Linked DNA regions of Homo sapiens: region 2 is linked to region 1. A link is an interaction called in ENCODE POLR2A ChIA-PET data of the cell type or tissue named here. Cell type or tissue: OCI-LY7. All regions are shown on one strand.

Region 1 (2,500 bases):
ATATACTTTTTTTTTTTTTGAGACAGAGTCAGTCTTGCTTTGTCGCCCAGGCTGGAGCACAGTGGTGCAATCTCGGCTCAACGTAACGCAACCTCCGCCTCCAAGGTTGAAGCAATTCTCCTGCCTTAGCCTCCAATAAACTGGGATTACAGGTGCGCGCCACCACATCCAGCTAATCTTTGTATTTTTGATAGACAGGGTTTTGTCATGTTGGCCAGGCTGGTCTTGAAATTCTGAGCTCAAGTGATCTGCCCACATCAGCCTCACAAAGTGCTGGGATTAAAGGTGTGAACCACTGTGTCCAGCCTCCCACATACTTCTTAATGGCTCCAAGTCAATCATGTTTACAGAAAGCTCATGTTATTACAGCATTGTAAGGGATAAAGTTCAATCTCCCTCTAGGATTTATTATTCTTACCTGTTTTTCCACATTGAAGGAATGAAAGTTATAATCATAAGTGAGTTCAGTCCCAGCTGGCATGTCTTTAAGAGCATAGAGTCCAATCCGGTATACTCCATTAACAGACCTGTAAAGAGAGAAAACAGAGTTATAAAGGCTGGAAATTTTTTTTTTTTTTTGAGACGGAGTCTCCCTCTGTTGCCTAGGCTGGAGTGCAGTGGTGCGATCTTGGCTCACCGCAACCTCCGCTTCCCGGATTCAAGCGATTCTCCTGCCTCAGCCTCCTGAGTAGCTGGGACTACAGGTGTAAGCCACCACGCCTGGCTAATTTTTGTATTTTTAGTAGAGATGGGGTTTCACCATGTTGGCCAGGCTGGTCTTGAACTCCTGACCTCAGGTGATCTGCCCGCCTCGGCCTCCCAAGTGCTAGAATTATAGGTATGAGCCACCACGCCTGGCCTCCACTTTTAATCTCTTTTCTATCCTTGGCAGCCTGTATAATACTGCCAGAGTAAGAATCCTAAATAATTTTTCTTGAAAACATGTTCTATGTTGTCAATTAGGCTTCAACTTTTCCTGCTTGGTATTCAAAGTCCTAAAATATGGCTTGCCTGTATTCCCCGCACTTTGGGAGGTTGAGGTGGGAGGATCACCTGAGGCCAAGAGTTCAAGACCAGACCAGGCGCCGTAGCTCACGCCTGTAATCCCAGCACTTTGGGAGTCCGAGGCAGGTGGATCACCTGAGGTCGGGAGTTTGAGACCAGCGTGGCCAACAGGGCAAAACCGTCTCTACTAAAAATATAAAAATTAGCCAGGCGAGGCCACATGCAGTGGCTCACACCTGTAATCCCAGCATTTTGGGAGGCCGAGGAGGGCAGATCATGAGGTCAGGAGTTCAAGACCAGCCAGGCCAACATAGTGAAACCCCGTCTCTACTAAAAATACAAAAATTAAGGCCGGGTATGGTGGCTCACACCTGTAATATCAGCACTTTGGGAGGCTGAGGCAGGCAGATCACGAAGTCAGGAGTTCGAGACCAGCCTGACCAATATGGTGAAACCCCATCTCTACTAAAAACACAAAAATTAGCCGGGCATGGTGGTGTGCACCTGTAATCCCAGCTACTTAGGAGGTTGAGGCAGGAGAATAGCTTGAACCTGGGAGGCGGAGGTTGCAGTGAGTCAAGATTGCACCACTGCACTCCAGCCTGGGTGACAGAGTGAGACTCCATCTCACAAAAAAAAAAAAAAAAAAAAAAAAAAAAAAATTAGCCAGGCATGGTGGCATGTGCCTATACTCCCAGCTACTCGGGAGGCTGAGGCAGGAGAATCGCTTGAACCCGGGAGGCGGAGGTTGCGGTGAGCCAAGATCCTGCCACTGCACTCTAGCCTAGCCTGGGCAACAGGACGAGACTCCATCTCAAAAAACAAACAAACAAAAACTAGACAGGTGTGGTGGCGCATGTCTGCAATCCCAGCTACTTGGGAGGCTGAGGCAGGAGAATGACTTGAACCCCTGAGGCAGAGGTTGCAGTGAGCTGAGATCATGCCACTGCATTCCAGCCTAGGCAACAGAGCGAGACTCCGTCTCAAAAAAAAAAAAAAAAAAAAGGCTTAGTTCACTTATTAAATGAGTTAAAATTACTTTTTATGGCTTACCTATACAAATCTTCCAGTTCTACCAATCTCTATCACATGAGTGCCTCTCTTGTTCTATTATATGTAAGGTAATGATCATTTAGGATTTTAGGTGTTTTTTTGTTTATTGTTTTTGAGACATAGTCTTGCTCTGTCCCCAGGCTGGAGTGCAGTGGCAGAATCTCGGCTCACTGCAACCTCCAACTCCCGGGTTCAAGAGATTCTCCTACCTCAGCTTCCTGAGTAGCTGGAATATAGGCACGTGCCACCACGCCCAGCTACTTTTTCATATTTTTAGTAGAGACAGGGTTTCATCATGTTGGCCAGTACGGTCTCAATCTCCTGAGCTCGTGATCCGCCCGCCTTGGCCTCCCAAAGTGCTGAGATTACAGGCATGAGCCACCGTGCTTGACTTTGTTTTAGGTGTTCAGGAGTTTGTGACTCGCCTGGGCAACATAGTGAG
Region 2 (2,500 bases), 120 kb before region 1:
TTCCACTTCCCCTCTGCATAGTGAGCCTCTTCTTTTTTGGCCAGGTACTGAGCAATTTTTTGTTTGTTTGTTTGAGACAGGGTCTCCGTATGTTGCCCTGGATGGAGTGTAGTAGCTTGATTTCGGCTCAGTGCAACCTCTGCCTCCAGAATAAGCAATCCTCCCACCTCAGCCTCCAGAATAGCTGGGACTATAGGCGCACACCACCACACCTGGCTAATTTCTGTATTTTTTGTAGAGACGGGGTCTTACTGTGTTGCGCAGGTTGGTCTCAAACTCCTAAACTCAAAGGATCCTCCCGCCTTGGCTTTGCAAAGTGCTGGGATTACAGGGTGAGGCACTGCGCCCAGTCCGCTTGTTTTTTGTTTTGTTTTTTTTTTTGAGACGGAGTATCTCTGTCACCCAGGCTGGAGTGCAGTGGCACGATCTCGGTTCACTGCAACCTCCGCCTCCTAGGTTCAAGCGGAGGGTAGGGACCAGTCCATCCTGGCACCCATCTGCAGCTCCAGTGCGAATCCCAACCCCGACGCTCGTCGCCGGGCTCCGTGAATGTTTGTCACATGTCTGAAGAACGTATGAATTACATAACCTTCTTCCCACTCCACCCCTCAAAAAGCAAGTGGATATAAAGACTTGAAGATTTTATAATCTCTTCTTCATTAGTAAAATCTGACCATCCTTACCGTTAAAAATAATAATGATGGTTGGCCGGGCGCGGTGGCTCACGCCTATAATCACAGCTGTTTGGCAGGCCGAGGCGGGCGGATCACGAGGTCAGGAATTGGAGACCAGCCTGACCAACATGGTGAAACCCCGTCTCTACTAAAAGATACAAAAAATTAGCCGTGCGTGGTGGCGGGTGCCTGTAATCCCACGTACTTGGGAGGCTGAGGTCGGAGAATCGCCTGAACCCGGGAGGCGGAGGTTGCAGTGAGCCAAGAAGGCGCCATTACACTCCAGCCTGGGCGACAGGGCGAGACTCCCTCAAAAAATAATAATAATAACAATAATAATAATAATGGTGAAAAAGGTTAAGTGCGAACGCAGGGAGGGGACAGCTAAGATCCAAAGGTCGAAATATTCATTACGCCTACCGTCGGCGAAGAGAAACAGCAGCCCCAACCGGAGGCAAAACGAAATCCCACCGCAGCCTGCAAAGGCGCCTGGGCGGGACTGGAGACTGGGGCCCCGCGCAGTAAGACTCTGAAGGCAGGATGCAGCCCGACCACCCGCAGCCGCGAGAAAAGCAGCCCTGGGGAGTCGGGGCGGGACCTGGATTGGAAAAGAGACGGTCACTCATGCAGAGGCGGGACTCAGAGCCCTTCCTCAAGTCTCATTGGTCAAGTTGAACGAACAAGTGTCGCTGGCGAGCCGGAGAGAGAGAGAGAGCGAGAGCGAGAGAGCGAGCGAGAGAGAGCGAGAGAGCGAGAGAGCGAGCGAGAGAGAGAGAGAGAGAGAGAGGAGCCGGCGCGAGAACTACGCATGCGTGTCGGCGTTTTCCCGCCAGCACACTGTTGGTGGATGGGGGCGATTGAATTCCCACAGTGAGTCCAGCCCACCGAAGCTCAGAGGATTCCTAACCTTCCTCTTTAGAGAGCCTCAGGTTAGGGAACGTCCAGTGCGCAGAAGCTGCCCCGTGGGAATCCCATTGTCCATCGCCTCCTAATGTTTCGTCCTGGCCGTGCCCTATCCCTTCCTGAGGCTGGGTTGTTATGATGCTGAATTATTCAAGAAGTCTTGCAGCCTGACGCCATCTCTGGGCAGTGCTCCTCCCACCTCCCTGTCTTCCTTGGAGGGCACCACGTTGCCCCTACAAGCACAGGGTCCTGAAGCTGTTTACAGGGCCCCACCCTGCCACTTTAGTATCTTAACGAATGTTTGTTGAGGACCTACTGAGTGTTAGACCCACTGCAATGAGCAAGTTTCTGATCTTGGGACCTTAACATTCTATGGGACGACACAGATATATAAACAAAAATAATAATTTTAGATAGTGATACATGCTGAAACCATGGGTATGTGGCCAGGCGCGGTGAGTCACACCTGTAATCCCAGCACTTTGGGAGACCGAGGCAGGCGGATTACTTGAGGTCAGGAGTTTGAGACCCGCCTGGCCAACATGGTGAAACCCTATCTCTTCTAAAAATACAAAATTTAGCTGGGCGGGCATGGGGACGGGCGCCTGTAATCCCAGCTACTCGGGAGGCTGAGGCAGGAGAATTGCTTGAACCCAGGAGGTGGAAGGTTGCAGTGAGCCCAAATCACACCACTGCACTCCAGCCTGGGTAACAAAGCAAGACCCTGTCTCAAAAAAAGACAAAATGAAACAAACAAACAAAAAAAAACATGGCTATGTGATAGAATGACTGCGATGGGGATTGGGTGCTCACTGAAATGGTGAGAATGGAGCTAAAACCTGATATTAGGTGATAGCACCAGATATAGGGGCCAAGGGTTTCATGCTTGGAAAACAGCAGGTGCAAACGTCCTTGTGCTGTGA

What was found. Peaks named below come from ENCODE experiments on the same cell type or tissue, not always from the same donor. Only the 100,000 strongest peaks of a DNase experiment are listed, where the experiment ranks them.
Region 2: POLR2A ChIA-PET joins it to region 1 with 34 read pairs; 3 of 35 experiments call an interaction of 5 or more read pairs at or near these places.

Annotation. Positions count from the first base shown.
Region 1 is chr1:155,359,883-155,362,382 of GRCh38, forward strand. It overlaps ASH1L (ASH1 like histone lysine methyltransferase), which reads right to left. Exons shown (of 28, transcript NM_018489.3): 13 at 419-527. Among named protein-coding and RNA genes, the nearest start is that of MIR555, 15 kb to the left of the region's middle. In OCI-LY7, no CTCF peak of the experiment used is centred here; no DNase peak of the experiment used is centred here.
Region 2 is chr1:155,243,412-155,245,911 of GRCh38, forward strand. It overlaps a transcript of GBA1 not described here. Among named protein-coding and RNA genes, the nearest start is that of GBA1, 3.4 kb to the left of the region's middle. RefSeq lists an enhancer at 383-1,346. In OCI-LY7, CTCF peaks have their summits at 1,108 and 1,307; a DNase peak (open chromatin) is centred at 1,320; H3K4me3 peaks cover 1,784 bases; H3K27ac peaks cover 2,078 bases.